3 separate regions of the Homo sapiens genome follow, and all the other regions are linked to region 1. The links are chromatin contacts, found by Hi-C or POLR2A ChIA-PET in ENCODE. All regions are on one chromosome and are shown on one strand. The core of a region is the stretch at or near the end of the contact, and the rest is flanking DNA. Distances in the headings are between cores, read along the strand shown. Region 1 has its middle 100 kb from the start of LINC03002. Region 2 overlaps SGK1 (serum/glucocorticoid regulated kinase 1). Region 3 holds the start of ALDH8A1 (aldehyde dehydrogenase 8 family member A1).

Evidence for each region. A loop is a pair of places that touch in the nucleus more often than their neighbours do. ChIA-PET counts read pairs that join two places held with the same protein, here RNA polymerase II (POLR2A). Pooled maps may share reads with other maps.
Region 2: POLR2A ChIA-PET joins it to region 1 with 13 read pairs in T-cell. The contact joins two enhancer-like sites. POLR2A ChIA-PET finds 5 or more read pairs at or near these places in 4 of 52 experiments (AG04450, GM10248, OCI-LY7 and 1 more).
Region 3: a map of heart right ventricle shows a loop between it and region 1 (3-fold over the local background). The contact joins the promoter of ALDH8A1 here to the enhancer-like site in region 1. A Hi-C loop is called at or near these places in 20 of 168 maps with a recorded cell type or tissue (B cell, CD4-positive, alpha-beta T cell, CD4-positive, alpha-beta memory T cell and 13 more), 25 of 37 single-sample maps with no recorded cell type and 32 of 50 pooled maps.

Annotation. Positions count from the first base shown.
Region 1 is chr6:134,639,040-134,642,728 of GRCh38, reverse strand. No RefSeq gene overlaps it. Among named protein-coding and RNA genes, the nearest start is that of LINC03002, 100 kb to the right of the region's middle. Within about 2 kb of position 1,593, at least 11 of the 41 ENCODE cell types and tissues checked have a DNase peak (open chromatin) inside an H3K27ac peak, as active enhancers do; they include heart right ventricle, where a contact is called at or near this core.
Region 2 is chr6:134,266,480-134,270,168 of GRCh38, reverse strand. The region is part of intron 1 of SGK1 (serum/glucocorticoid regulated kinase 1); the gene reads left to right. Among named protein-coding and RNA genes, the nearest start is that of SGK1, 50 kb to the left of the region's middle. Within about 2 kb of position 1,973, at least 5 of the 41 ENCODE cell types and tissues checked have a DNase peak (open chromatin) inside an H3K27ac peak, as active enhancers do.
Region 3 is chr6:134,948,126-134,951,814 of GRCh38, reverse strand. ALDH8A1 (aldehyde dehydrogenase 8 family member A1) reads left to right here and starts at 1,714. Exons shown (of 7, transcript NM_022568.4): 1 at 1,714-1,899. The coding sequence starts at 1,762.

The sequences.
Region 1 (3,689 bases), core at 344-2,843:
AGTGTTACTCCCCTTCCTCTCCATTTCCATGTCCCAGTGTAACTATTGGGCATTGTCTGTGTCCTATATTTTTTCTGGTATGAATTGACTTATAAAGAGAAAGCATTTTCTGATCTACTTTAGACCTAGTCTCAAGTTAGCATTCAACTCACACTAAGCAGGGAAAAAAAACAAACATCTGGACTTTCTCTTCTTTCTTCCATTAACCATTACAAGATTTTTTCAGACAGTAGTCAAGCTGTAACTTGTATTTATTATCTTTTTAGCCAATGGGAGGAAAACCAGGATCTGTGATCAGTTGCAGGCCTTGGAAACTTCCAAGACACCCAGAGTCCTGGGAATTTCCCTCCATTGCCGCTCTGGAGCTGACCCAGGCTTGCCTGCTACTGCGGCTGTATGTCACAGTAGGCAAGGGTTCCAGATCTGTCTGTGCTTATTGCCTCCATCTGTAAAGAATAAACTACAATTATTGCTTATTCCAATATAAGGCTATAGAGAAAATAACAACAGAGTACTTTATGCCCAGTAATGAAAAGCATTGTTCGTGGCCCTACAAAGCAATGGGCATTGCCTTAGTAATTAAGCTTATGTTCCATGCACAGATACTACAATTAAAAACTTTCAGAGTCTTGGAGGGTGGATCCATACTATAGGCAAAGGATAAAAAATAAGTAGGATTTGAAAAGCATGCTTACTCTTTGTAAACTTAGAGAACTTTGAGAAAAGAGAAAAGTTTCTGCAAGCTAGTTTTGGCATTTAATTACATTAGCGTACAACTATTCCTTGGTGAGACAGAATGAAGAGAACCTTGACCCAATTCAGTCCCACCCCTTCCCTATCTTCTCCTCTCTTCTTCCCCTGGTTATCTTTGAAATTATACTCCAGGATAAGCCTGGCTTTGGTTTATCTGCAAACAAAAGGGCTGTCAAATTTAAGAATGTTATGTTTTCGCTTCAGAATTCATTCATTCATTTAAAAATTATGTTGTACACCTATGGGAAATGCAAATGTAAATAAGACCTTAGAGGGGCTTACATTTTAGCAGATTGTACATTCATTAAACAATTTAGTTATTCAATTACAATCGTAATGGGTGCCTTGAAGGAGAAGAATCAGGTGGTATGAGAAGATTTAAGGAAGTCCTGATTGAGACTTTCCTGTGAAGGTGGCCCTTCAGCTACATTCTGAAGGAGAGATACGATTTAGGAGATGAAGGGGGTGAGGAAGTTTTTAGGCAGAGAGAGAAGCACATGTCAGTGTGTTGAGTCAGGGAATAACCTGGCATAATCAAGAGACCCAGACATGGCCAGGGTGGACCAGCCAGCACCCCAGAGGGCTCCCAGATGAGAGGCTAATGAAGCAACAAGAGCCAGAGCCCAGAGCCTCTGCCATTCTCCCCAGTGGTGCTTCCTGTTACAGAATTGAGAGATCCTCTTCATTCATTTCCCTGACACTTGCATATTTAGGAGGTATCTGACATGTGACGCACTGAAAAGTTGTGGCTTTGCTCATGTGCTATAAGCAGTAGAGACACAATTCCTTCTGCTTCTGTCTGGAACATATCTCAGCTGACTCATCTGCTGCAGTAGCAGACAATGAGCACCAGGGGGCAGAAAGCATTCTTCTGTGTTTGCTCTGGTAGACCACAAAATGGTGAAATGTGCACTCACTTTGACCTAAAGTATTAAACAAGGAATTAGCTACTACCATGATTGGAGGTCATTGCCTTTCTAATCTTACCCAAGCATTACACAAGAAACCAACAAAACTCTTGGTGAGTTTATTGAGTATGATTTAATTCACTCTGAATTAAACCAGGAAGCGTAACTAACATGTCTTAATGAAGCTGTGACTGTCACATGATGATGGTTTAGAAAGAAGAGGGCCATTTGAGGGGATGTCTCAAAATATTGTACTAGGGAAACAAGGAAGGACGAACCATAGAAGCACAGTCTTCAGCTGTCTTCCAAGACTGTTTCCAGGTAGAAATGAGAGGTGGAAACCGTAAGAGAGGTGCAGAAGGTCTTAAATATGTAATTGGGTAGGTCAATGCAATTTGAGAGTTGATAAGCTATTAATACGAAGACAATGTGACTTTTGGCAGCTATGTTTCCAACAAATGATTACCTCTGGGGAAAACCGATAAATAAACAAGGCTTCTCATTACAACAAATTGGTCATGGATTGGGTGGTATTAACCTCACACTAATCATGTCTTACTGATTGATGCAGATGGAAGTCTCATGCCAGTCACGAGTCAAACCAAATAATTAGCAGATGTCACCAATGCCGATCTGCTGATGTCTAAAAATGGAACAAGTGAATCAGCAAACTATTTAGGAAAGTAAGGCTATGCCAACCATTCTGTCATTAAGAGCCTTGTAAGGGCAATATGGTCTATGTGTCATCAGGGTCCCTCAGCGTGACCATGAAAAAGAAAATGGATACCTATATGCTAAACATAACTATAACCATTGACTATGTGTATAAATACCATATTATGTAGATTATTTTTAAAGTCTCAAAAAGTACTTAAAACTAATTACTAGGACAATGCCTCCCTGTTATTATTGTTATTGTCACTGTCATCATCAAAAGCAAATGGCACTGGTTAAAGTGAGGCATGATCTTTTTTCTCTGGAAGTACATACTTTGATAATAAAATACTAATACACATGAATGTAAGAAATATATAAGTAAATATACATGGAGCTAATATAGAAAAGCCTAACACAGGCATCACTGAAATAAGAAAGGAAAGTTTGATTTACTGAAACTTAATAGACATACTTATGTGACAGTTATTATGCTGGGCACTTTATAAACATTGCTATATTTATATTTCATAGCAATCCTGTGGAGTTGGGTTTACCATTACCTTCATTTTACAATAGACTTGGGAAAGTGGAGTAATTTGTATAGCAAGTGGCAGAGTCAAATATGGAAACAAGTCTGTCCGTAGGGACCTTTGTTAATATTGGTCACCCAACATCCATCTCCACTTCCTATCAACATCTTCCATTTCCTTTGGAGGATTTGCTTTTCCCCCATTGTGGAGAGTTCTAGTAGATCAGAAAATTCAGATAATCTGTTCTTCCTCAATGAAAGTAAAGAGTAGCCTCTGGACAGATTCTTTCTGTTGAAAGGATCTGGAGGGAAGGCCTTCTAAGATCTAAGCCTGGTCAACTGGACTTTCAACCCAGATACAAGGAGGGAAGAAACTGTTCCTGCCAAAAGTCTCTTTCCTTGTTCCTATTCTACTTCTGGAACTGCTCCTTCAGACTTCCATTGATTTGGTGTGTTGTGGTCACCAATATCCTTCTAATAAATTGAATCATAGTTGCCCATACCAAAGAACCTAATGCCTCAAAGTAAATTCACTTTCAACCCCTCCAAACTTCAATCGTGCCAAGAAAATACAATATTTTTAATCTCTATTTCAAATACTGAAATAACTTCACAAATAATAGGTTAGGTAGAAGTCTTTGTCACAAATAGAATAATTTGCAAATCAAAGCAATGTTAACCTTTGTTTTCATCGCAATCATTATTTTTGTGTAAATTCAATACATGGAGTTGGTTATATCTATGTAACAATAGCTTATCTTTTAGGTAGATTAGAATTTTTTCTAAGACTACCATTTATACTTTTTTCTTTTTCTTTTTCTTTTTTTTTTTTTTTTTTGAGA
Region 2 (3,689 bases), core at 724-3,223, 370 kb after region 1:
TGGATGGATCACCTGAGGTCAGGAGTTCGAGATCAGCCTGACGAACATGGAGAAACCCTGTCTCTACTAAAAATACAAAACTAGCTGGATGTGGTGACACACGTCTGTAATCCCAGCTACTCGGGAGGCTGAAGCAGGAGAATTGCTTGAACCCGGGAGGCGGAGGTTGCAGTGAGCTGAGATCGCGCCATTGCGCTCCAGCCTGGTCAACAAAAGTACAACTCCGTCTCAAAAAAAAAAAAGAGAGAGAGAAAAGACAGATACATGATGATGACATATAGCTGGGGTGAAGATATCTGATTAATATTACTGAATATTACAGCACTGTTATATTTTAGGAGACATGCTATGAAGCAGCTTCAGGCTCCAGTATCAGTGTGAGATGAATTTGCTTCCAGGAGCCTTCTCCTAAATTACACTCATGCCGTAACTAACCTGCTAGCATGCACCCTCTGGGAGAGGCATAGGCATGCAGGTCTCTTACTTTCTCTCTCTCTTTTTTTTTTTTTTTGAGACAGAGTCTCACTCTTTCATCCAGGCTGGAGTGCAGTGGCACGATCTTGGCTCACTGCCACCTCCGGCTCCTGGGTTCAAGGGATTCTCCTGCCTCAGCCTCCCTAGTAGCTGGGATTACAGGTGGACGCCACCATGGTGGCTAATTTTTGTGTTTTCAGTAGAAACGGGGTTTCACCATGTTGGCCAGCCTGGTCTTTAACACCTGGCCTCAAATGATCCACCTGCCTCGGCCTCCACCTCACCTGGCCTCCCTTTTTATAATCTATTGACCTATCCAAGTAATTTCACTAGAAAACTGGGCTGACTCTCTCGAAATTGAAAGTTATTGAGGCGTCAAGTAAGCAAAGTCAGTTCTCTATAATTAAAAAAAAAAAATGCCTGTTTGGAAATTACAGAAGGCAACTTCAAGCTCTCTTGGCTTTTTAAGAGAGTCAGCTCTTCCCCCTAAAAGGACGGGGGCCAATGAGAGTAGGTGTTGCCACCTGAGTTCACACCTAAGTACCTAAACTCTCTATAATTTTCCTGTATCGGTTGATATCATTATCAGCTAAACTATTTTAAATTAATAGTAATATCTGTTTGCTCTTAGATAATAGGAAAAAACCACAAGTGGAAAATCCCTAGAAGCCAGCCAATCTCTTTAATCACATCTGGCAATTTTCTAGACTGAGGGATTGCTTTTGGATGGCTTTTTTTTTTTTTTTTTCCAAGTAAAGACATTAATAAAACCAAGGTGGACTGGATTTAGCAAAGAATTTGGTTGAATATTTTGTTTACCCACTGTTCACTCAGTTTCTGTCTAGTTAAATGAAGGGCCTTACTGGTTCACCCCGGTATCTGTAGAGGTAGTTGCTTCTAAAAGTCTGGTGTGGTTTGGAGAACAGTCTCCTATAAACCCCAAGTGAGGGAATTTTTTTTTTTTTTTTTTTTGAGACAGAGTCTCGCTCTGTCGCCCAGGCTGGAGTGCAGTGGCGCGATCTCAGCTCACTGCAAGCTCCGCCTCCCGGGTTCACGCCATTCTCCTGCCTCAGCCTCCCGAGTAGCTGGGACTACAGGCACCCTCCACTACGCCCGGCAATTTTTTTTGTATTTTTAGTAGAGACGGGGTTTCACCGTGTTAGCCAGGATGGTCTCGATCTACTGACCTCGTGATCCGCCCGCCTCCTCCCAAAGTACTGGGATTACAGGCATGAGCCACAGCGCCCGGCCTGGGAATTCTTGATTTATTCAGGATAAAGAGGATGTCTCACCCCGTCTATGTTTGTTTACAATGCGCTTCACAAACAGTTGTGTAGCTCTGAATAAAACTAGGGCCCAGGTGGCCCAGGAGGCCCAGGAGCCCAGGCTGCCGCTGGCATCCGGGCATTCGTGTTTCTCGCACACACAGCTGCTGCAGCTCTCCTCCAGCCATTGTTATGAAGGGCTCCCAAAGCCACTCACAGTCAGCTACTCCCTCCAGTAAAGCAATCCGCAGCCTGAGGAAACACAATGGGCCAGTTGTAGCTTGAATTCCCCGAGGGGCCGTGGGAGGATTTCTCTACTCAGCAGTTTTGAAGGGCACCTTGCCTAACTCCTGTGCATTCACTGGGTCGGTCCAGCCACTCTCTCAAGAGCAAGCAAACATCGTAAACTCTGTCCTTAATTGGGCCTGTAAAAATCACTTGTGAGGCTTCAAAGCTGGTGAAAAGTGTCAAGGAGTCATAAAGAAGGGACACGTTGAAGCCAGTATAAGGACTAAGCCAATGGAGACAAAACCTTTTTAAGACAAAGCATGCAGTAAAATTCAGCAACAGTCCGGTTAGAAATGTGTTGCTGGATTCATTTTTGTAAGTAACACTTTTTCTCTGATGCTTCTGGAGAAAGGGAGTATTTCTCCATATCCCTTGCTACATTCTGTGTGGACAGAGAGGGAGTATCCGATAGTATCCTGGCTCATACTGTTTAAAATTGAGCCCTCCACCCGCAATGATCCTGATCATTCATATGCTTTATTTTCCTTCTTACTTATAGTTTACTTATTTTATTAAATAAATAGTATGTCCCTTTAATAATTTTATTCTGGCCAGGTGTAATGGCTCATGTCTGTAATCCCAGAGCTTTGGGATGCCAAGGCAGGAGGATCACTTGAGACCAGGAGTTCAAGACCAGCCTGGGCAACATAATGAGACACCGTCTCTCCAAAAAATAAATAGCCGAACGTGGTGGCGCGCATCTGTAGTCCCAGGTAACTGGGAGGCTGAGGCGAGAGGATAGCTTGAGCCTAGGAGCTCTTGGTTGAAGTGAGCTATGATCGTGCCACAGCCCTCCAACAAAGGGAATAGAGTGAGACTGTATCTCTGTAAAAAAAACCAACCAAACAAACAGAAAAGTCACTATGAACATATTCAGACTGTAACATATTAAAAAAAAGAAAAAGAAAATATAAAAATAAAAAACAAAAAGAAATAAAAATAACATGAAAAAAGAATATTTAAAAAAAATTTTATTTTGTTGGCCATAACTCAAGCTCTAGAGTGCGGGTGTTCAGGGAGTCAGGGGAGATATACATTTCAAGATACAAAGATTCTTAGTCCAGGCATACAACTTACAAATATATTTGAATAGATTTATCATCTGTTTAAATCCTGTTCACAGTAACCCTAAAGTTAAATCTACTTGGCAAAAGAGACATTGAAAGTAAGCCAGAGTAAAAAGATTGATTTTAAACTACAACGTTGGAGACAAAGCAAGAACAGTTACCAGACTTCAAGCCCAAAACTATCTGAATAAGAATAATAAAAAACATTATCCATCTCTAATGAAATTGAACACTTTTTAGACTGATCAAAAACACATTTAGTACTAACATTAAGAAGATACATTCTATTGGAGTCTCAAACTTTTAAAGTTTCATTTAGACTTCCATTAATGAATCAGCGAAACATTCTTAATATACCTACTAACATGCTTAAGGGGCCCTATAGTGACAGAAATATTTAAGGAAACCCAAAATTTTAACTTTAGGATAGTAAACTCAAAAAGATATTTTATTTTTTTTGAGACAGAGTCTCCTTCTTTCACCCAGGCTGGAATGCAGTGCCATGATCTCAGGCTCACTGCAACCTCTGCCTCCGAGGTTCAAGCCGTTCTTCTGCTTCAGCCTCTGGAGCAGCTGGGGTTACGGGTGTGCACCA
Region 3 (3,689 bases), core at 465-2,964, 310 kb before region 1:
TTCACTCTGTGGTGCCAGGGCTGGGACCTGCGTATTTCTCTCATTCTGTTTCCAGCTGACCTGACCGTGGGCAGCACCAGAAAAAGCCTGAGACTACCTTCTGTCTCCAGTCCCTGTCAGCGACTCTCCAGCGACAGGCAACGGCGCCAGCTCCAGACTCCAGCTGCTCTGGGCCTCCCAGAATCAGCCACACCATGCTTGTCAGAAGTCTCAGCAAGAATTTTGGAGAATATCTAGAGACCAATAAAGATGGAAGCAGAGAGGGCCTAAGGAGGTGCACGGCCAGCAAGTGCCCTCATGTGATCAATGAATTTTAGAATATTGGTACCTAACCTTCAACTGAATTATAACTATAAATCATAATTATAAAAGTAATATAGGCTTGCCATAAAATATCCAAGCAGTTTAAAACGGCTTCCTGTCAACCATGTAAATAGCCAAAGAAACTATGCTGTATATATTATTCACTAGTTTTATTTTTTCACTTAACAATGCATCCTTCTAATGTCTAAGTAGTATTCCCTGTTAAGAATATAACAATTATACTCTAATATTCTCCAATTGATGGACTTTAGGTTGTTTTGATTTTTAAATTATGATAAAAAAGGATGTCCTGTGACTTATGTACTTGTTCATGAGCACGTAATTCTGTAGGAGAGATTCCTAGAAGAGAAATTGACCAGACCCTGACAAATTGCCCCAAGCAGTGTTCTGTGAACCCTCCCGCCTATGGACTAGGGATGATTCTCCACATCCTCACAGAGTAGATGTTCTCAATCTTTAAAAATGCTCTCCAGTATGATTGGCAAATCAGGCCACCTCTGTATTTCACATTCCTTGCTTAACAACAAGGCTGAACATTGTTAATATATTCATTAGCCAATTGTGTTCCTTTTCCTATGGATTGCTTTTTTGTATCTTTGCTTATCTTTTCTGTTGGGGTGCTCATTTCTCTTACCAATTTGTAGAAATTCTCAGCTACATCAGGGATCTGAAGCCCTTGCTATATGTGTCACACATGTTTTTGGCTTGTCTTTATCTCCATGGCACATCTAGGAAGATGTGAGCAGCCACTGTGGCCCCGGTTTTGGGATGGAGAGACAGCTCTTCCAAGAGAGGGCAGCCAAGGTAAAGAAACACAGATGAGCCACGGAAAGAGGGCATCTGTCTTCAGTTACCTCTGCAGGGTAAGCAGTGATGCATTGAGGAAAAAGTATATGATTTGGAGATTAAAGGGCTACAGTTCATCCCCTGCTAACTATGTGACCTTGGAAAAATGGTCTAACCTCTCCAAGGCTCAGTTTCTTCTATAAAAGAGAGGAAGTAATGGTTACTTCATATAGGATTGTTGTGTGGAATAAACGAGTAAATTCATGTAAAGGACTTGCTTTGGGGCCTGGCATCCAATCAGTGTTTGAGCAATGAACAGTTTACGGTGTGAACCCAATAAAATCACATGCACAGATGCCTTCTGATGATTTAAAGGGCTATGAACACATAAGTAAGTAGCTGTTACTTTTACACACAATTATCCATGTCAGGTAATGTACTAGAAGTCTGTGAAACATTCAGCCACTCTCTTAGTTCTGAGTTTGGAGACTGGAATGCTCTCTGAGAGCGTCAGGTGCCCTCCCACATTCACTGATTGGTAAAGGGGAAGATGGGGGCTGGGAAGGGGGAGGCTCACTCAGGAGTCCAGACAGTGGTGGGGACAACCTGAGTGCTCAGTCGTAAAGAGGAAAGGCAGAATTTTTCCTTGCTATGGCTGGAACAAACGCACTTTTGATGCTGGAAAACTTCATAGATGGAAAATTTTTACCTTGTAGCTCATATATAGATTCTTACGACCCATCAACAGGGGAAGTGTATTGCAGAGTGCCAAATAGTGGAAAAGACGAGGTGAGTATATGCACTTAAAGAAGACTGAAATGTGTTTAATATGTTGGCCAATTATGGGTAACAGTTTTCTAAAAGCAGAGGGAGTTGGGGGAAGATGTAGGATTGTTAAACATGATAGAAGGAAGATTCTAGTTCTCAGAAGATGTACCTTGTAACTGGACTGTATGATACCTAGAACAAATCTCTTCCTATATGCAGAAAGTAAGTCATTTTTCTAGCCAACCTAACACAGCCCTGTGTGCAGTTTTTTTTTGCAATTCTCAAACATTTCCTAATCAGTGTCTAGTACAAAGTATTATTTGTAAGAGCTATCACTTTGTTAAATATTCCCTTTTCTCCACCACGCACTGCTTAAATTTACCACTATATCCATGGAATTAAAAAAAAAGTATAGCTTTACTAAAATAAACAAACAAGCAAAAAACTGTGGGCTTTGTTTTAGATTGTCTTCTCATAATTTGTCATGTCTTCAAAATACCTAGTAAAATAAAATCAATCATTTGAATGATGAAACTCAAAATCAAATTCCCATATATTTTTGGAGTTAGATTTAACAGCGTCTTTTTTCTTATCCAAAGTGTTTAATGGCATATGCATTACATTTTTTTGGTGATGTAGAATTAATTTTACTTGGAGAATTTTGTAAAATATTTGAGATATATTTGATTAGCTATCAATTATTGCACTGAGAATGTAAATATATCTGAAGTGGTAAATGTAGCTGATGTATATATAGTCATCTAATGCCTTATGAATTATAATTTATTCTTTTTAAGGCACAAATAACTAGATTATTTAAAATATAGTCTTCCTATAAAAATATATATTCCATGCAAAGTTTTTTTTTAAGAACATTGCTATTTTTTTTCTTTTTTGTTAATACTTCAAATCTGTCTTGCATTTAAAGTAAACCTTCAGACTTAGGGATTAATGTTTGCAAATGTTGGTTAATGCATTGGTTAAATTATAAACTGCAATTTTGTTTGCTTCAAATGACTTAACACAGCTCTGGGAAATCCAGCTTTGTGTTTTCCACTCTTCCTTGTTTGCCAAAGTGAAGTTAAAAATGACAAACATGCCAAATTCAGCTGAAATATTTCCTGCAGCTAATGGCTCATAACTTTTTAGAAAATAGAATGAGCTATGGATGCGCTAGCTAGTAGAGTAATAGATATGTTCAGTTTCTCAGCAATCCAACTTCCAAATATCCTATCTGATCCCATAAGTCATAGTTTTTTCCGGCTTGAAAAATATGGTTACCATACAAACTGCATGTCCAATTTCCAAAACATCACTCAGGAAAATGTTGCTGGTGCTGCTAACAGTGGCTCCCGTTTATTCAACTTTTGCTTTGTGCTTTGCAGTCATTAAGCCCTTTTTTAACAAAAAATTAAAAAATTGATACATAATAATTGTACATCTTTATGGGCATATGTGACATTTTGATACATGCATACAATGTGTCATGATCAAATCAGGGTAATTAGGATCTCCATCACATTAAACATTTATCATTTCTTGGTGTTGGGAACATTCCAAATCTTTTCTTCTAACTATTGTGAAATATACAATAAATTATTGTTAACTATTGTCACTCTACTAGAACTTATTCCTTTTAACCATATTTTTGTATTAATTAGCCAACCTCTATCCTCTCCTCTACCCTTCCCAGCCTCTGGTAACCATAATTGTACTCTCTACCTCCATGAGATCAACTTTTTTAAGCTTCCACATATGAGTGAGAACATGTAATATTTGTATTTTTGTGCCTTGCTTACTTCACTTAACGT